Linked DNA regions of Homo sapiens: region 1 is linked to region 2. Evidence: chromatin loops called from intact Hi-C (ENCODE). Cell type or tissue: B cell. All regions are shown on one strand. Links, peaks and the distances in the headings refer to the core of each region. The heading gives the core; the rest is flanking DNA.

What was found. A loop is a pair of places that touch in the nucleus more often than their neighbours do. Peaks named below come from ENCODE experiments on the same cell type or tissue, not always from the same donor. Only the 100,000 strongest peaks of a DNase experiment are listed, where the experiment ranks them.
Region 1: it touches region 2 in a loop (2.2-fold over the local background); 2 of 110 quality-filtered maps call a loop at or near these places.

The regions. Positions count from the first base shown.
Region 1 is chr7:108,447,551-108,458,364 of GRCh38, forward strand. It overlaps NRCAM (neuronal cell adhesion molecule), which reads right to left and starts at 8,886. Exons shown (of 33, transcript NM_001037132.4): 1 at 8,693-8,886. In B cell, for the core only: CTCF peaks have their summits at 5,353 (motif pointing right) and 5,564; a DNase peak (open chromatin) is centred at 5,371; H3K27me3 peaks cover 294 bases.
Region 2 is chr7:108,321,907-108,332,720 of GRCh38, forward strand. All of the region lies in intron 2 of NRCAM (neuronal cell adhesion molecule), which reads right to left. Among named protein-coding and RNA genes, the nearest start is that of NRCAM, 130 kb to the right of the region's middle. In B cell, for the core only: no CTCF peak of the experiment used is centred there; no DNase peak of the experiment used is centred there; H3K4me3 peaks cover 825 bases; H3K27ac peaks cover 1,631 bases.

The DNA of each region.
Region 1 (10,814 bases), core at 3,968-6,467, 130 kb after region 2:
TGAGCCACTGCGCCCGACCAAGTTCACATTTTCATATGCTAACTTTCTCAAGCTAGGGCCACCTGTACATAAAGGAACAAAACAGCTGGAAAATAGAGTGGATTTGGCTAGGAATTTAAGCATGTTACACTGAAATAACTTTAGCTTTCAATTCTTAGTAAATTCTTCTCAATACATTTCTTTTAAATGTAAATGTCTTATCATATTTCATTTTTGTAAGGTGACTTATGAGTTATTTCTATTTTATGATGTCAAGTTACTGCAATGACCCAAAGTACTACAGTAAAATATCCCTAGAATATTTCGTATTGAGTGCTATGAAGTGGAGACTATTCTCCATTAGCCAGGCAATAGCCATAAAAACTTTTATTCTTTTCCCTTTCTCTTTCTTTCAAATTTTAAGCTATTACCTTTAGAGGTAATGAGTCTGATCATGAACTCACTCCCTCTCTGCTGTTTAATGAACCCCCTCATGGTTTTAGGACAGCAGTGAACCCTTGACATCTATTTACCTTCCATTATAATTTCACATCACAGTAACTGTTACTAGAAACGTAAACATAACCATGGAGTTTTTTAAACCCCAGCACATCTATTAAAATGAAATTTACCTTAAAATTCATGAAACACACAAGGTATATATCATGATTCATGTAAAACACAACATGTCGTGTAAGTTAATATAATCATTCTGAAGTAAATTAGATGTTGTTCACATTAGAGTATTTATTATGTTGGAATTTCCATGTTACTAACTGTTCAAATATTGCCATGTCAATGTTATTTCCCTAAAAGTAGAAATATTCATTTGAATGTACTAAATATACATTTACAAAAATGGCTTTTAGCCATCATGCTACTAACATCAGAAGAAAAGACTATGTCGAGTCATTTAAGCAGTCAAAGATGCGAAAGCAAAATTTGGTGATGTTTCAACTTTCAATTTTTCAGTTTTCAAATACTACAATTTTTCCATTTCCAATCGCAGTTTTACAGAATACCAGGAAGAATTTCAAATTACCCAAAATTGCTTTTTATTTCACTTATTATAATACATTCTAGTACCCTCTACCTCCTAGTAGCTGCTTTTATTATTCTAGTGATGCACACACTAGAAAACGTTTCCTACTGAAATGTTTTCAATCAGATGCTGCCTACCAAAATGAATGGAAAACCATGTGCCATATGAAAAACTTCGAGAGTAAATATAAGAGTGATGGACTCCCACCGGGAGCAGAAAGCCAAAATCACACTTCATAAATATACTTATCTGGGAAGAAAAAACACTGGTTAGACAATATTTAGGACAGATGTATCTTGTTGCACATCAAAACAATCTGTGGACAACACCACAACACTGCGATGCAATTTTACAAGGGAAGCTGGTTGGGCATTTCTGTATTTATTCAACTAGATAATAGAGGGGAAAGCCGCAGAACAGTCAGAAGAATATTTGCAATGCAATTAGGGGGAACAAGTGCATCTGAGTGAGCGCCAGACACAGGGGCCTCCCCTTAATTCACACAGTCCAATGTTTTAATGCAGCGTACAGCAGCAAACTGAACTTCCTACAGTTTTAAAACTTTTGTCAGTTAACTAGATGTTTACCAAGTGCCTCGCTTGGGCACTCAACATTTCGGGTGTGCCATCCAGCTCTATGTAGGTTGTTCCAACACCATCTGTCACTTAAGCTTCCACAGATTCACAAATTTCAATTCGAACTAATCTACTCGGCACTCAAACTGAAGCTATAATTCAAATTTCAACATGAAGCTTGAATTCCTTTTCAGTGTTCTTCAACTTTGACCCAGCTCCCCCCTCCCTTCACTGAAAAGGGCCAAGACAACAGCCCAGCAAGTGGGGCAGGCAAAACAGGCCTCCTTTGTTCACTTTTGTCCTTTCAGCTCTCTATTGAGGTAAGGGACTGAAAAGGCACACCAGGTTTTGGAAGGCAGCAGCGGACTCGCTCGCAAGCCATCCTTCCTCAAAGAACCAAAAAACTCCAGGACAAAACTCTTTGGACAGGCCACTCTTACCTTAAGGCATAATTAATGGGAGATTAGTACTTCCCCTTTCCCTTGAGAGAGAATCTGTTAGTGGTGTTGAATATGAGTCTGTAAATGTTCATCAAAAATGCATGCCATAAATCATGCCATTCAAATGCCAAGGACATCAAAAAGTGGCATGAAATTAGCTTTAAAGTTGAAATTTGGAGAAAAGATCACTACATGCTGAATACTCATACTGAATTTTTTGAATGCTCTCAGCCCACTTGAGAAAGATAAATCAAATTCATTGCATATTACCCAGTGGAAGACCTCCTACAGGATTCCCTCAGATTGCCCTAGAAATAGATTTTTTTTTTTTCTGGTTACAGTGGGTTTTGAACCAACACACTATGCACATAATAAAATTTAAACATATATATATATTCAACATATATATATTCAAAATATAGTTTCCAGCCCTTCCTACCATTATTTAATGAGAAGAATTTCAAAAGGATCATTTTTGCCTGACAGTACCTGTCATTTTCATTCTCATGTGAATTAAACCATGTTTTAGTCCAGGGCAATATGGAAGAAATTCGGAGAGCACATAATACAAGTAAGATTCATCATTCCTGTGTTCGAACTGAATATGCCATTAGGACAGTATGTGAGTACAGGAGCATTAGTGGTTATAATTTGTTCCCTTTACCACTGGCTTTTTTTTTTTTTTATCTTCACTAGCTTCTTAGTCACTTGATGGAAACCCTCCATCAGACTGTTAAAAATTACCTTTTTCTAATTTGAAATTCCAATCTTGTAGGCCAGTAAAATAGGTCAATTAAGTTGACACCACATCTTTTTTATTAGCTCAGCTAAGCAATTATAATTGGGTGGTGAAGGTTTATGCTGTCATCTTGGAAGATTCAATGGTAGGGAGAAATGCCCAATGTGGAACTATAATTTACAATGCCAGTACATCCCTAAACATTCAGCATAAGAATATTTCTATTTTCAGATATGAGGCAAATTTGCTCTTGTTCTAGATTAAAATAATAATGCCATTTTTTGGCAGTAAAAAAAGCATATTTATTTAACTTATCCTCATAGCAAAATCATTTAGCACAAGTGTATTACAGACATAGGTACTTTAATTCAACATTTTAGAAAAATACCATGAATGTATGCCATCAATGCTGGCTTATCCTGGACTTGGACTACAACACATATGCTCCACAACATCAATTTCTTGCTTTGCACAAAGTATGTAATCAATTAATACTTGTTGAAAACCATATACCTCCATATTAATAAATGTTAAACCAATAAATTAGAAATGCTGTGAATGACTTGTTCAGAATATATAGATATTAATTTACAGCTTTAAAAGATAACAGTGGCTGGGCGTGGTGACTCACGCTTGTAATCTCAGCACTTTGGGAGGCCAAGGTGGATGTATCACCTGAGGTCAGGGGTTGAAGACCAGCTTGGCCAACCTGGTAAAACCCTGTCTCTACTAAAAATACAAAAATTAGCTGGGCATGGTGGCAGGTGCCTGTAATCCCAGGTAATCAGGTGGCTGAGGCAGGACAATCACTTGAACCAGGGAGGCAGAGGTTGCAGTGAGCCGAGACTGCAGCATTGCACTCCAGCCCAAGTGACAGGGCGAGACTCCGTCTCCAAAAAAAAAAAAACAAAGAAAGAAAAAAAAAGTAACAGTGATTGCACTTCAAACCTATTAGGATGGCTATTATCAAGAAAACAGAAAATAACAAGTGTTGGAGAAAATGTGGACAAACTGGAACCCCTGCGCATTGTTGGCAGAAATGTAAAATGGTACAGCTACTATGGAAAAGAGTATAACGATGTCTCAAAAAAAAATAGAACTACCATATGATCTAGCAGTCTCATTTCTGGGTATATACCCCAGAGAATTGAAAGCAGTGACTCAGATATTTGTACATCCATGTTCATGGCAGCATCATTTGCAATAGCCAAAAGATGAAAGTAACCCAAGTATATATGACATATGAATGGATAAACAAAATGTGGCATATACATACAATGAAATATTATTCAGCATTACAAAGGAAGGAAATTCTGACACATGGATCAACCTTGAAGGCACTATGGTAAGCAAAATAAACCAGTTACAGAAAGACAAATAAATACTGTATGATTCCACTCATATGAGGTACTTAGGGTCATCAGATTCATAGACTGGAAGTAGGATGTTTGTTGCCAGGGGCTGGGGGCTGAGGGGTTATGAACTATTGTTTAATGTGTACAGAGTTACAATTTGGGAAGGCAAAAAATGTTCTGGAGAGGTATAGTGGTGATGGCTGCACACAATGTGAATGTACTTAATGCCACTGAAGTATACACTTAGAAATAGTTTAATGGCATATCTTATGTCATATATATTTTACAATAAAAAACTTAGCAAAAACATTTTTTAAATAAACATATTGCATTTGCTGCCCCATTTAAAGACAACCTGATAATGAAGGATTTACAGTTGCTGACGCTGAAGGCTGAGCCATTCCCCTATTTCCTTCCTCAGGTAGCCTTCAATTTTAAGAGAAAAAATAAAAATTTGTCAATTCATTTTGGTACATCTTCCTATTCTTAGAAACTTCAGTCAAACTCATAGAAGCAGAGAGTAGAATGGTGATTGCTAGTGGGTAGGGGAATTGGGGAGATGAGATGTTCTCACCACACATACACAAATTAACTGTGTGAGGTGATAGATGTGTTTATTAGTTTGATTGTGGTAATCATTTCACAATGTATACATATATCAAAATATCATGTTGTACATATTAAATGTATACAACTTTTACTTGTCAATTATATCTCATTAATGCTGTGGGGGGGGGAAGAAACTTCAGCCTTTGATCCCAATAGAGGCTGTTTTAAACAGAAGGAGCTTTTCATTTGCCAAGGCAGTAAAATGTTTAAGTAAAATAAGTCACTGGATTTTTGCCCTTAGCATCCAGTTCTCTCCTCTGTCCTCACCTGCCAGGAAGGTTCCTGGAAGGGATGCTTCAGGTAGGGAAGCATAAAATTTTAAGGGAAAAGCATATCTAAATGTATTTAGTAATTTTCAAATCACTTCCTCTTCATCAATCATTGCAACAGCTGAAGACTGAAGTAAAGCAGTCTTTTGATTCAAATGCACAAAACTTCCTAAAGAATATGTTAGAAGCTCTACATTCCAGTTAAATTTGCTATGGGTTACCGAGCTTCTCAGATGGTAGGTACTCTTTGAAAATGAGGATGAGATTCCAATAGCTGCTGATCTATGGTGAGAATATAAGGAAAAAGCCTCAGTGCCTCAGTGGTTACCCTTTGGGGTGAGTAATGACTGGAAGGGACCACAAGAGGGCTTTCTCAGATGTGCATTACACTGTTCCTTGATCTGAGTGCTAGTTAAGTCAATGTGTTCAGTTTGTGCAAGTTCATCGGCTATGCATTTGTGATATGTGAAAAAAACTCTGTGTGATGAAGTATGTAGCTAGATGATAAAATTAGAATTAATCTTCCCAAGGACAGATATTCTGTTTGGTCACCACTGTATCCCCACTGCCTGGAACACAGTAAATATTTATTAAAGAATGAAGGAATGAATGAATGAAATCTTTTTAACGGAAAAGCTTCCTGTAGAGTTCCATTCAACAGCTCCTATGTACATACACAATATAATATCTGTAGAGTCTATTTATATTCAATCTGTTACACAGGGAAAATTACACCTGCATGAAAGCATTATTTGAAATGATTCTTGAAATTTTCTACAGCCCAGGTGTATACATTCTCAGGACCCCCTCACACTTCTGAAGCACTTACACCTAGCGATTATTGCCATCATTGTTGTATTGGCCTCACAGGAAGTACTATTTCCAAAGATGCTTTGCTTTCTATTCACTGTTACCGTAGCATTAACAAAAATGATGTGGTGTAAGGGCAATGGCCTTCAGTCCAAAGACCTCATCACTACCCTGCATTACGAGGCTGAGCCCTATTGCAGTTGTTTTGAAACTCGAAGGATTAGTTAGATACAATGTTGCCTGAGTCCTCTAACAGCTCTAAAATTCCTGGATTATGTAAAATGTTTAGCAACTTTCCTGTAATAAAGTAAAAAGAAGGTTGAAACAAGACTATGAGTCAGTAGGATTATGAATGCAAAATAAATCAATTTTTCCAATTGATCAGTTAATTATAATTCTAAAAGCTATTCCAGAAATAGCTGATTCCACTTTGGTTCAAATTTTCCTTTTTTACTAGTTAACATGGAGCATCTTCATAAATGCCCCCACATGTTTCTATATATTTAGGAAATAGAATGATTTCCTAAGATTGGATGCTAGGGTCCTATTCAAACTCAACATCCAATTTGAGGAGTAACTCATTTGCAGTCAAAACCGTGTACAAAGGACATTCAGGGCTGGGGACCTTTTCTTTAAAGAAAAAAAAGTTTTATGAAACTTTATGATGTGCCAGGAACATCTATGTAATCACAGAGGCCCTGGTTACTAAGAACATGTTGTTCAGTGACTGTAATGGGTTGGATTGTGGGTTAACAGCCACGTACTTAAAAGCTAACAGGAATAAAAGAATATGTAAAGGAGTTACATGGGAATAAAAGGCTATTCCACAATACAGTTCTCTGAATCACAATATTGCCTGCTACTGTGAGTTCTGCAGAGCTCCGAATTAAATGGGCTTGTAATGTATCTCCCTGGTTTTGAACACTCAGTGGTTTAGGTTTCCCCTAAACTGATAAGCCTCCAAAAGGCCACAGTCTCAGTCTTGGATTGTAAAGCACAAGGACAAAAACAATCCCACTCCCCTACTTCCTAGCTGTGTGGCCTTGGGAAAGTTACTTGGTTTCTCTAAGCCTTCATTTCCTAATTTTTAAAATGGGGTTGCTGTGAGAATTAAATGAGATGATACATGTAACATGCGCAGCGCCCAGCACATCTAAAGCTCTCAAAACCGGTTGGCTATCGTTACCATTAAAGCAGCAAGTATCAGTTGCCTAACTCCATTTCAGTACTTCAGCAAGTACTGCCATTATTACAATATTTTAACAGCAGGGCATGGTTAGCACAATGCAGTCCCATAAAGCAGCCCAGCCTCCGAGGTTTGTATTCAGAGGTTACTGTGTTCCTTTCCAGGACCACCCCAGGGGGAGCTCCTGGTGCACAACCAATGCTTCCTGCCTCATTACACTTGGCTCCATCTCCTCCTGCAAAAGCCTGGGGCGAGGAAGAGCCCAGTCTCTTAGACCCGCACTTCTGAGCGTTAACCATCTGGGACTCGGAAAGGAAAAGAAAGCTTTCTTCTCAGGACAGTTCTGCGCCGGTGGTAGCCAAGGGCTGGAGCCCCTGATGCGAAGAAAAGGGAAGGAGAGAGGCGGGGTGCGAAAGAAACGCCACCGCTCGGCGCCCTCCCTCGGTGCCCGCGGCGCAGGGGCCACCCGCCAGCGTACGGGGGACGAAGATGTGGCCGCGGGCGCGGGCGGGAGGGGAGGCGATCCGGGGAAGGAAGCGGCCTGTTCGCCAGCCCCGGGGCCCGGGGAGCCCTCCAGCAGCGCTTGCGGCCCTGAGGACACCGCTTTGGGAGAAATGACGACTCCCTTGCTCACCCTACTGCGACACCCCGTCCCCCTCCGCACTCTAGCAGATGCGGGCCGGGAGTAGCTGAGCTGGCCAACCGCCTGGGACCAGGATGCGGCAGCGCCCACCCGCGCGGCGTGGAGGGGGCCGGGGGCGGCGCTCGGCGCAGATGGCGCTCGCTGCGAGATGGATGCTCCAGGGCGGGTAATCACTCCTGGCTCAACACAGCATCCCGGGCGGAGCGGATGCCAGATCCCACCGCTAAGAGCCTGGGCTGGGAAAGCAATCTTTCCAGGCAGCCCCCAGCCCGGTGCGCCGGCCCCGACAAGTCCCAGCCCTCGGAGGCAGGGCGGGGCGCAGGGACTCCCGGGACCCGCACCTGTAAGGCCGACAAAGCCCCCGCAAGCGCCCCACCCCTCTGTCCTCCGTGTCTCTCTCGTTCCGCCTCGATTCCCCGAGCCCTCTCCAGGCAGCGACTGGAGAAGCGAAGTCGGCCTCGCCCCCGAACTCCGTGGTCAGCACAGGTGTACGCACTTCCGAACAAAGCCCACGCCCAGACGTGTCCGCAGGGGCCCGAACAGGCACACGCCCGTGCGCTCCCGGCCCGGCCCCCGCGCTCCTCGCCCCGCCGGCACTGTGGCGTGACGCCCCGCGCCTCCGTGTCCAAGCCCGGGAAGCCGCCGTGCCGGGCCCGCAGGCTCTCCATGCCCAACTGCCCACGAGCAAGAGCTCTGGGCAGGGCTTCCCGGAAAGCGTGGGGTGCGGGCGCGGAGCAGAAGTTGGCCACAGGCTGGAGGGGGTGGTGGGTGCCGGCGCTGCTGGATTTCAGCTGTGCCTTCACCCAAGCGCAGGTCCCCCTGCTCCCTCTCGGCGCCCGCGGGAGTGTCGGGGGCCTGCAGGGGAGAAGGGAGTTGGAGATCTGCTTTGCCCCTCCTGCAGCGCTGCCAGCCCGGTGAGCGCTCGGCTGAACCCCGCGGCGGTGTCCAAGTGACAACGCAGCAGCCTCGCGCGTCCTCCTCCGCTCCAGCCGTCACCCCCGAGCAGGACCCAGTGTCACCGCCAGACGCGCAAGGAGCTACTTACGTTCTCGCGCCGCGCCCTCCGCTCAGCTCTGGCGCGACTGCCCAGGACCCTGGACCGCCGGTGTCCTCCGTTCTCGACGAAGCTATCCCCTCTGGCTGCTCCAGCCAGGCGGCCCCTGCGCCGTCCCCCGCGCCCGCGCGTCTGAGGCTCGGACTGCGGCGCGCGTCCGCCAGCGACCCTGGCGAAGCGAGGCTGGCCCCGCGCCGGCGCGCGCCCCCGCCGCTCCCGCCCTCTCCGCTCCCCCTCCCCGCGCCGTGCTTTTGCCCCTCCCGGCTCTCCTTAGCGTCCTCCCGTCCCCCTCCCCCGCACTCCCTGCGGGCGTCCTCCGCCTCCTCCCCTCCTGGCCAACCCCCTCTTGCCCTGCTGCTGCGACGGCAGCGAATGGGCTCCAGCCGCCGGCGCCTCGAGGGACTGGGTGGCCCCTCACCTGAGCGGCCGCCCCACCGCCAACCTCCGTCAGCCTGCGAGCGCGTGTGGCGGCGGGGGTGGGGGTGCGGGGACGGAGGGCGGGAGTGTTCCGGGGCTAGGATGGCTGGGATTTAGCTACAAAAGATGTTCCAGAAAATGGGTAGTTTTTGAATGCCACTCTCATGGGTTTAGCTTTCTGTGGGAGGTCTGTGGTCTTCTAGTTTTTTCTTTTTTAAAAAGCACTTTCTTCGAAATTCATCAGTTGGGGTGGTTGAGATTGGGTGAGTGGTTTTGGGGGTTTTGTTTTGTTTTTGCAACCGTTCTTTCCAAACACTCCCCGCCGCCCCCCACCACCGCAGAAAAAAGAGCTTTTAGCATAAGGCGGATGCTATCTATCCGCGGTAGAAACTGGGTCTTCTGGTCCCAAGGAATAGGGTTAGTTCGGATTTGCTTATTTACAAATGGGGGAGTATTATGGAGATTTTTTTTTTTTTTTTTTGGCAATGTAAATCGAGAATTAAGATTTTCCAACTGTATAGTATTTGAGTAAACACACTGCTTGCTGCATAGTTCAGGCTCCGAAGCGCACGTCTCCACTCTATCGTGGATGGTGTTCAGGATCCTTAGCCTGACCCTTGGGTCCTCCGTAATCTACTCCGGTCTGCACACAAATTACTTGTCTGCTGGGTATCACCCGACTTGACCACTTACAGCAGGCTCCAGCGCTTAGTGAGCTCAGCGGAGCCTTGATTCCTTCAGTTCTCTAATTCAGGAAAACATTTTCTGAGCTCCTCACCACCCCACCCCACCTCACCACCTCCTCCACCCCCAGCCTCCAAGGTGCTGGGGCAAGATTCAGGAATGAAAAAGAAACAGGTTCATCCTTCAAGGTCTTGACTACCCCAGTGGTCTGTTCTAACTTCAATTTGAACTTGCCCCGTCAGCTCACAGCATCTGCATGCAAGTGAGCAGCCTTCTTTTCCTTCTCCTTCTACTGCCATCCTCTCCTCCTTCTCCAGCCAAATGTGCTCTGGCCTCACAGAGCCTCCCTCGGTTCCTGAACCAGCATGATATCTGGCTGCTGGGTCATTGCACAAGTTGTTTCCACAGTCCCATCAGTGGTTCTTCTGACTCTAGTCCTTACCCAACTGCCATTCAGGTGGTACCTTGCACCTCTCAACTAATTGTCCAAATTTTCCTCTAAAATACCTTCCCCCCCGCAAAAAAAAAGATTCCATGATCCCCCTACTTGAAAGTCTGGGCTGGTGGGCTGGTTCTCTATTGCCTACAAAGTAAATTCCACATCTCCTGGTGTGCCTCTTTACAATCTGCTCCTAACTTATCTCTCCATTTTCCATAACTCTAAGCCTCTGCATGTGAGGTTCCTCCTAGCTAGAATATTGGTCCATCTCTTTTTCATTTGGCAAACTCTTGTTCATCCTTCAGAGCCTTACTTGGTTGTTACCTCCTCTGTAAGGACTATTATAATAGTGCTGGTCACCTTTTAATGATCTGTTTGCATGTCTGACTCCATAAAATTTCACTTCTTTGAGGACAATTTGTCTTATTTATTTTTGTGTAACCACATTTCTCATCAATACAAATGAAGCCACAGATAACCATAATCAACTCTCACTGCCCCATCATTTTGCCCTGTGTAAAGGACTTGAGGCCCCTCCGTTCCTTCCCCACTGCAGTAATTGCTGAGAATCCT
Region 2 (10,814 bases), core at 4,322-6,821:
TAAAAATAATAAACCAGATGTAAAGACAGGCATAAAAATATAGTAAAGCAGATTCAGGAACAGTGAAGGAGAATGAATGCATTTCCTTAAAAGGAAGGCGAGGAAGACTTTTTTAAAAAATTAGAATTATAACTTGGCTGTGCATCTTTTTTTGTTGCTGTTGGCAGTAAATAAATCTCATTATAAAGATGAAATGAGGAGAAGTTTTGAAAAACTTTCAAACAGTTGGATAAAGACTAGACATTTCGTTTTTTTTCAAAGCTGGCAAGTCATTTTTGGTTCAACATTCTTTTTAGATGTTCTAGTTTTCTAGTCTTCCCTTGATACAGACATGAACTTACAAGTAGTCCCCTCACTTTATATTTCCTCACAACTTCCTGAATATTTGACAGGCTCATTGAACTGAATTTGAAGTCTTTTCATAGTACTGTTCTGGAAAGTAAAAGGAATGAACCACAACAGAAACAAAATAAAGTGGTTTCCAAATATGACTCTGATGTAGCTTCTGTGATGTTTATCCCACGTTCCCTATTGGTTGGGACTTGGGACCTCCTAATGAGGACTTTGTCTCTAGTTCTTAGTTGTCTGCAAACACTGATTTTGTTTTAGTTACACTGATTTTTTGAACCAAATGGAACTTTTTGAGCATAAAAAGGCAAGGGAATTCTAAAAGGATTTAAATTATGGCTTGGGAGGACTCCCAATCACACCTAAACCTGCATTATAGATATCTCGGTAGTGTCAGCGGAGGAGAGTGGCCTAATGTTGATCAATATCAAAATGGCTTTGGGAGTCTCTGACCACTCAGTTCTCTAAATCAGTCTCCCATTTTAAGGTTATGAAACACTGATCTTAAAAGAAATCTGGAATATTATCAGTTGCAGGTTGCTAACTATAGTTAAGTTCAAATATAAAGCTGCCCATTTAAAGAGGTCATCTTTAATGTAACATAGCCTGTCTTAAACAAACCATTATTACAAATAAAGCAATCAAATTATGAATTAAATAGCTTACCAAGTGACATTAAGCAAATTACTTCCTCTCTGTGTACAAAATGGGGTTAATAATCCTGACCTATTTCTCAAGGTCTCTGGGGACAATTCATTTAGGAATTGCCTAAGTGCTGTATAAATGTTACCGGTGTTATGAGAGCTTGGTTTTATTGTCATTGGAAGGCCTATCATAATAAGGAATTCAGGGGTTTTAGTCAGAGGTGAATTAACAAAGCGAGGTCTATGCTAATACAAGCGCCCTCTGACCTTGGATCACTGAGCTTGAAAAATTGCACAGATCAGAATGTGAATGAAGTTTGCATTTTCAGAGACACTGTTTTTGTTAATGTATTTCCTATTCAATTCCTTTGCTTTGAAAATCGTTACTTTGGAAGCAAAGCAACCAATTTCTATTTCCACCATTCCATTTCCACATTTTTTCATTATTCTCCATTGCAATTCCCAGCATCATTTGCATTTAAGCATGACATTGAAGGCATCCAAGGCCTATCCTTCAGAATCAGCTATCCAGTACACCCAGGAAACATGCCTATAAGTGGATGTGGGCTGTGTATTCACCAAATCTCTTTCATTTTAAGAATTTTATCCTTATTGTGCAATCCCCAGACTTTTATTACTCTTAGAGAAAGCAAATTCTTTTTCCCACTTAAATTTGCACAAGTTATTAACTTATTTGGCAAATAGTTTCTGAGTACTTAGTATGTACCAGACACTGTCCCAGGTGCTGGAGACAGCAGTAAATAATACAGGCAGAAATCTCTGCACTCAATAGCTTATATTCTAGTGGGTGAAGATAAATAGTAATTAAAATAAGTAAACAAATATTGTGTTTTAGGTTGCAAAAAATAAAGTATGGTGAGAAAATAGAGTGTGAAGATAAAGAGGGGCTGCAATTTTAAGTACAATGGTCAGGGAAAAACCTTCTTGGAAGGTGTAATTCCAAAGAGATTTGAGGGCTGTGAATGTGAGAGCCACTGCGAAAGGGCTTTGCAGGCAAGGTGAAAGTTCCGGGCAAATCCAAAGGCCCTGAGGTTGGAATCTCTTTGCCTGTCTTAGAACAGCAAGGCGGCCAGGTGGCTGAGAGGAGCAGCAAGCAGGAGAACAGTGGGAGATGAAGTAAGGGATGGAAAGGGGCACCACATGATCTAGGGCAAGACCTCTGGCTTCCACTGAGTGAAATGGGAAGCCCTGGAGGAGTCCTGAGCAGGGGAGTGACATGACCTGACTTCCATTTTGAAGGGTGGAATAGGCTGTATTGAGAATAGGCTGAAGGGGAGTGAGATTGAGACAGGAAGACCACATAAAAGGCTCTTACAATAGTCCAGAGCAGAGGTTAGTGGCATGATCCTGGGGGTGCCACATGGGTAGAGTTTCACAGCTTTCAATTATTAAACACACCCTTCTTCTCTAACTGTGGTTTCTTATTTGAGTTACTTCATTCCCTAACAAACTTTTTTCCTTTAAAGCCTTTCCTTCCCGATTCCTCCCTGTCAATAATAATGCTTGTCTTCACATCAGATAAGCATTTGAACCCTGTTTAAAAGGGTTCAAACAGGCCAAATTTGGGTGTAGTCAAATCAGCAAGTAAACTATGCTCCAAAACCACAAATGACTTGACAGGATTCTATTGAAGTTCTCTGTAAAGACACCTGCTTTTCTTCAACAGGCTCTGCATCACAGAATGGATGAAGGCCACATGGAAGCCTCCCTGTCCAGTCGGGGGCTGGGTGGTAAGGAGGAGCAGGATTAGGTTTAGAAGAATGGGATGAGGCCAACAGCTTCCACTTTCAATAACGTCTACAAATCTGTATTTCAAGTTAATTAAGTCCCAATAGCAGTGCACAAAACCATTTTTGAAACAAATTGTCAACCTGCTTTCATATGCTGTTATGTCCATATTAACCAAAGAAATGCTCACTGACTTTTAACTCCTGTTTGTGTAATATTTGGCACTGTACTTTTTTTTTTTTTTTTTTTTTTTTTTTTAGCTTTAGCTATGGCTGGTGTAATCAGACACCACGTACCAGGCAAACCTAACCCTTGAGGCCCTGATTACTTAAAAACAATAGGAGTGAAACCTCCCTCCACCAAATAGAAAGGAGGTGGCTGCATTCAAGCATTATTCCTCGTTCTCTAGAAAGGTAGCGGCAAGGGCTACTACTCAAAGGGAAGATTCTGGAAATGGTTCTTGTGGGAAAAGAAGGAAAATACATTAGTCTTTTCAGCTAACCTAGAAAAAAAATTCTTGGCAACTTCAGAACCAATGGAGAAGAGAAAATGTGTAAGCAGAAAGTTCTTGGATTACCATGGCATCTTCTCTAGGTAGGTGACCTGGGTCACCTACTCATGACTTGGGTCATCTTATTTGCAGAATAATTAAGAATGAGAACTTTCATTCTATCTATGAAGTGGTACATGACTCTAATTAAGGGATTATTACTTTAAATGAATTACCTCTCTTTCCTTCATCTTGGGCAACTCATTAGGAAAAAACCTACCTTTTGACATTTAGAAAAGATTTTTTTTTTTCCTGGATCTTGGAGTTCCAATCTGTTGCTTCAGTTGTTCCCAGTATCTACGTTGCTTTCCCCCTCATCTTCAGGGCTTTTCTTGTATGTCATCTCTATGGAGACTTCTTTGGCTGCCTTGTCCAAAAAGGTAACCTACATTAGATGCCCCACCTCCATTCTCTGCTTTATTTTTTGCCTTAACGCTTATCATGATCTAACTTACTACATGTCTTATTGATTCATCTTTTTTTTTAATCTCATGTGCCAGAATGTAGGATTTATGAGAGCAGGAATTTTTGTCTGTTTTGTTCATGCTATATCCCCAGTGCCTAGAACAATGCCTAAAACAGAGCATCAGTAAATATTAGTTGAATTAGTGAATTAACTCCACAGAGTGATCAGATAAGTGTTAGCTTGAAATTCTTTATTTGAAAAATCAATTTTGGCCACTAGATGCATAGAACGTATCTCTGGTAAGATACACAAAAGATGAATAAGAGCATTTACCTTGGGGAAAGGAATCTGAGGGGGAGATATTTACATATAATTTTATAGCTTTATGTACTAGTCAATCTTTAAATCTTTAGAATATTTTATCCTCACTCAGAATGATGTATCTGAGTGCTGAGTATCTCATTATTTTAAATTCTTTTTGTAATCTTCAACAGAAAAACTAATAAATGTTAATTTAAAAATAAGCACACGTATGTGTAAAAATCTACGCATACACATGTTTTGTGTTCAATAAGACAAAGTTAATATAAAAAGATACATCTAATTCTATGTTTTGATTCAAAAAATCATATGTAACAGATTAACAGAACTGGTTTGTGTAGTATATTGGTACCAAAGACAACTGATGTGAATAAGAACTTCCCACTTATGAAGACATTTTGAATACTGAGGAAAGAACCAAGTAAAAGAGTATTCTTACAATCTTATTTATATCAATGGCATGGCAGTAAGTATTTCAACTGGGGCCCGGGCTTGAAAAGCATTCCAATTTTCACTTGAATTTCAGGGTAAGGCTAAGTATTACACAGTATAGTATCTCTAGCAAGATTTCCTGAGAAAAATGGAAAGAAACCATGAAAATCAAACTATAATCAGGAAAGTCAAGAGAACTGGGCTAACAAAGTAGTAGAATTAAACTAAAAAGCATAGTCACTTGAAGAGCAAGAAAATTCAGAATGAAAAGAAGGAAGACGTGGCAAGTGAATATAACTCAACAGCAGAAACATATTATTCTCAATATTGTGTAAGTAAACATGAGACCTAGGGAAGGTTTACAGATTTGATCCTTTATTTTCTGGCCATGAACTGTAGATATTAAGTTTGGGGAAAGTGCCCTAGATTCCTATTTATAATTCACAGTGGCCTGTGGTGATGATGCATAGCAAATTTCTCAAAGAGACCAGGGACAAGAGAAAGCAGCCCTGAGGGATAAAAACCTTTTTCAAGGAGAGAAAAGAGGCAATCATGAAACCCATGTATCATGCTGCCCTTATCCTTGACTTCTTTAAACAACACTTGGTTATTTTGGTATCTTTCTCCCTTCTCCCTCACTCTCTTGATTATTTCCACTTTCCAACCAAACAGTCTTTGATTTTATTTTTAATCTACCTAACACCAGCTGTTGCCAGAGCCTTCCTATTAAGAGGCTTAGTCCAAACAGTCTGATCTTTAAAGCAAATATCCAGCACATGGAGCCAACACAGCATTTTGGAAAGGATACTGGTCCGAATGCCTGGGTGGGAATTCAGCTCTGCCTATTCCTAGCTGGGTAGCTTGAGGCATGCTGCTCAGTCTAGTCTCTCTAAATCTCACTTATCTTTAAAATGTGGCTAATAAGACGTGCTCTCTTTGCAGAGGATGGTTAAGAGGATCAAACTGAATAGTGCAAACTATAAAGCACTATATACAAACATAAGTTATTTTTCTGGTGACTTTCATCAGATTTTGTTACTGTTCATCAAAAATCTGAACAGAAATAGAAAAACTGCCCTAGGAAAATGGCAGAGTGTATTTAATGCACTTGCTTCATGTCCAGCTGTAATAAAAGTCAGATAATGAGTATTTTCAGGGGTGTTTCTAAAGATGCAAAACTTTGGTTTCAAGATACTAGCTTGAAACCAAATTGCATTAGGTATAATCACACCATGTTTCATTTCATGAGGTTCAAAGAACTGAGAAGCATGGAGTATAATCTTACAGATGGTCTTTGAAGATGTTTCAAGAGCTAAAGCTAACACATCCAATTATGATATTTTTTAAAAAATGTGTCCTTCATCCAGCTTCTCTCATCCTCTTGACCACTGAACTCTCTGGAATACAGGAGAATCAATACAAAAAACCTAAGGGAAACTCTCAAGTTAGTGCCGAGGGAATGACAGTAGATTCTGCTTTTAATCAAAAAGATACATGAGTAAAGTTTATGCTACACTTTGCACACAAAAAGTATTATACTATCCTCAAAAACATCAGGCATGCAGAAAATAAGGGAGAATAAGGCCTAACTAGAAAATTGTCTTAAGGTAATATGAAAATGGTCTGTGAGACTATTAAAAACAAATATCCACAGAAAGAATGACAAAAGCATTAAAATTACATCTTAACACACCCTGTGGATGTACCCTGATGACAAACAAACATACCAGCACTTAATTTTTCTTTACAATATGTTCACATTTTGCTACTAAAAATATTCAAACCATATCTGTCAGTTGCCCCACGAAAGTTCCTCTTTTAAGTGTTAAACAAGCTATGTGAAACAAACTCCACTAACCAATAGCACACAAAATAAAACCAAATCAATGAACAGAGAATATCAAGCTTCAGACAAGCTGTTATAGATGGAATACAATTCTAATCTGGGCTTCGGTTTTAAACAAATCATTAAAACGATACCTGAGAGGAGGAACAAAAACCAGCCAGTCTCTGGACTGTCAAACATTACTTTCCATAAAGTACATAAACAAGCACAGATATTACCTTACAAATGAAGTTATCTTACTGCTTTCCATTTCCTCCCAGTAGCAAAGGGAAATTTTAAACAAAGTGCCCATCCCAGCACATTTCTGCAGATAAAAGCACTGGCAATTGAACCCTGCTGTGGCTGGCCCATGTGCAGTAAAATGTTAAAGTCCTGCTCCTGACAGCCAATCCAAAGCTGCTCAGACCTCCCAGGCCTCCCAGGGTGATCAGCCTGGCTTTGTGGCAATACAATGGGAGTTAAACATTTCTTCGTATCCATTTAGAAGCAAGAAAAATCTGTTTGGTTGCTCAAAATGATTTAGCAAAACACACAATAGGTTATGATTTGGTAATCTTGTTTCAAGAAAGTAACTGCCATATTTTCACCTATGAGGGGGAGATTGTAAAGCTGTTACATAGTTTCTTCTTTCTTTTTAAATCTTGTACTAACTCAAAATAACATTTTAGAATGGCCATCTGGGTTTTTATTCCTTTTGACAAGACACAATAACTGCTGAGACTGGCTTCTTTATTTCAGCCTCAGAACCTACATCACATAGATGGTAGAACTTGCTGTCCAATGACTCACAACAGTCATTTCTGATTTTTCTTTCATGGAAGCCTAGAAACTCTATTTGATTCAGTTAATTTAAGATCTCAGTAAAAATAAATATTATAACTATTTTTCTTACTTTCTTTCCCCCTACCTATTTATTTCTGAATTTCATTCCTCTCTTGGGCTTCTCTAGTACCCACAGTCATGAGTATTCACCCATCCAAGCTGTAAGAATTTTAACATGTTGCTTATTATTCTTCTTCTAAGCCAGATGCTATTGGTACCTAAGTACACAAATAAATAATGAATAGTGAGCTGGTATTTTCATTAGAGTGCATAATACATTAGGATTATATTTCATGATAAGACCTTTAAAAAGTAATAGAAGGTATTTCTAAAATGTATTATGTCCAGTAGGACCTCATTGTTGAGGCCGCCACAAATCCTTAACCATTTATTTTGCTTAAACTTCTAATGATTGCTTTTCAAGCTTTCAGGTTCTCTGGAAAAACTTCAAGAGAAGCAGGTTTATAACTCATTCACCAGCTATGATTCAAGTTTTGAAAGTGTCCATTTACTGTATTTTCAATTACGGTTATTCACTTCCAAACCTGAAAAACTGTTCTGCATTTATTACAGTGACTGTTACATGAACAATGGGTGAATATATTTCTTTGAAGCTCTTTTCAGCAATTCTTAAAGACCTGCTTAGAATAATGCCCTTCTTCACAAAAGCACAATCAACATGTAACCTAATCTCCTTCAAAGCGTATTGTCAGAGAGATCAACAATGACTGTAATCACATGACCTCTGAAACCCAACCAAGTAGAGACATCAGAGAATCTTGACTGGCTCCTATCTCTGCACATCCATTTCTCTGCTTAATATGTCCCAATGAGCCTTGACTTATGCTAATAAAAACTTGAAAAATGGAAATCATTTTCTGATTTTCATTCTTTCAAAAGATAAAAGAAATAGGGAGGAAAGCCTTTAAACTTATTTCCTCTTGATTACATATCTACTGCTATGTATATGTGTTACTAGTGGTACCAGCTGATAGAAAACAGAAAATAATCAGCTGCCTAGTCATTGATACAACACACATGACTGATTACAGAAACCAGGTTAGACACTATGATTTATAGTGTTACTCCTTTTGGTATTTTCCAATCATTTCTTTCAAGTGCATTTATAAAATTTAAATATGCATTTCCATTGGAAAGAAGAATTTGTCCATGTTTTCCTATTAATATGTTAACATAACCTTTTCTTTTCCTAGTTAGCTATTCCCACAGGTATAAAAAAGGCTCACACACCAACTTGAAAAAAGGTTGCATTTTCAAGAACAGTGGAAGGACTACTTAAAATGGTGCTTTAAACTGTGATTGTGCTCTGAGCAGTAAGGGCTCAATGGAGGAGAGACGAGTCTTGATTAAGCAGCTTGCCTGACCGAGCCTAATCAGAATTATTTCAGCACACTGCTTCACTACAGCTCCAGACCCATTAAACACGAAATGTTTCTGCAGGCCCGTTTCTCACTCTGGCTCCCACTGTGCCCGTTACTTTGCGGCAGTAGTTACTCACTGGGCTACTCAAAATAATTTTTGGTAAATAGAGGTACTGGGTTTAACAGGCTCCTCACAATCTATCAATGAATCTGTCATTTTACGACAAGAATGGGTACCGTCCCACCAAAACAGGACCACTGGGATGGCCATGCAGAAGGGGGCCCTTTGAACTAATTCTTTGTCTTGACCTGACAGCAATCACTCCTTTCACAAAAGCAGCTCTGTCTTCCAAAATGTAATTTGGGGTATCTCATTTTAAGCTCATCAGGTTATTATATTTTATCATCTGGTTTAACACACTCTGAAAGAGGCAGTTCCATTTTGGGGGCCAGAGGAGGCGATTCGTGGCACCAAAATGTACACGCAGCTTTCTGTTTCCCTCAATCTCTCAGATTGTCCAGACCTATCCATTACAGGAATGTGACTAATTTTCTTAGTTATGCTTAGTATCCATTTTAACCATTATATCCTTATAATGCTTAGTATCCATTTTAAGCACACAAAAATATTAGATGTACTTTTTTACAGAAATATTTTTTCATTTAAACCTAAAAATATATATATCAAAATTCTGATCAAAGTAGATGCAGGCTGGGCGTAATGGCTCGTGCCTATAATCCCAATACTTTGGGAGGCCGAGGCAGAAAGATTGCTTGAGCCCAGGGGTCCAAGACCAGCCTGGGCAACATAGTGAGACCTCGTCTCTATATAAAAAAGAAAATTAGCTGGGTGTAGTGGTGCACACCTGTAATAGTCCCAGTTACTCAGGAGGCTGAGGTAGGAGGATCCCTTGAGCCCAGAAGGTCAAGGCTGCAGTGAACTGTGACTGCACCACTGTACTCCATCCTGGGCAACAGAGTGAGACCCTGTCTCTAAACTTAAAAAAAAAAATAGATATAATCAGAAATTTTCGGCTTTTAATAAAGTACTTACTATGCAAATGTTATAGTTCTAAACACCATAATGCATGTGTGGTATATTTGCCCTTGTGCCTCAGTTTCCTTATATGTAAAATCAGGATAATATAGTACCTTCTTTGGAAGGCTATTATGAGGATTAAATGAATTAATATTCATAAATTACTTACCTCAGTGCCTGGCACATAGCAGATGCTATGTAAGTATTTCTTTTAAATAAATAGAAATAAAACAGACACCATCTATGAATGAAAAGATGTGTAGATGATTCTTTCAGGACTTCATCCAGAATGCAAGAGTTCTACTTGGAGCTACTCGTTTACCTTCATGATCTTTATTTTTGACATTATTTAGCAGGCCTTTATAATGGCCCAAGTTCACATTCATTGCCAGTTTTTTTCTGCAATGTCTTTATAAGTTCTCCTAGCACAGAAATGATGGATGCTTTTCTTTTGAAATTCTTCTACAGGAAGTAAAAAGAGTGTCAATTACCTGGCTGAACATGAGGTAAAGTTTTTGTTAAAGTAGCCCATAAACTAAGTGGGAAAAATGAATTAACCAAGTGTTTCTTTCCTCTCTCCTGAAATGCTATGCTATGCCAAGAAGCTCACCAGGCATCAAAGAGTGTGTTTCTCAACACTGCAGATCTGCATAGTGGAGACAAGTTAAGTGTCACGTCATTTGAGGAAAGTGCCACAGGAGTCATCTGTTTCTGTAAATACTGTACAGAGACCCAGGAACCCCACAGATAATTTGATGGCACAGCAGACTGACATCCTATTGCTTTTTCATAATTTACTGATAGGCAAAATGCCAAAATTCTAGAAAGGCATCATGATGCTGAGTTAAGGAGAATGACTGAAAAAATGTTCTTGATGCAAATTGGTATATTTTTCAATATTTCAAGAGAATAGTAGAGACTGGGTTACTTTCTGTATCTGGGCACTATCAAAACACCAAGAATGAAATTTGCTTTTTTGTGAAGACAGTCATCTCACATTCATTAATTCTCGGCTCACTGCTTCTCTTCCCTTCAATCACCATCTCCTTACCACTCATGTCCCTCCTTGTATAGAGTACATATGGGTTTTCCAAACCACTGCTTTTACAAAAGAACTGTGGTATTGTGACAACTAAGAACGATTCCTTAAAAAAAGAATCCCTGTGAATGAAAGTAGTCAAACACTGGATGCCTTTAACAAGAATACTAAAACTAATCAGAATGTATCATACACTATATATTTACAACACTTTATATAGCGCCTCTTTATGGCTA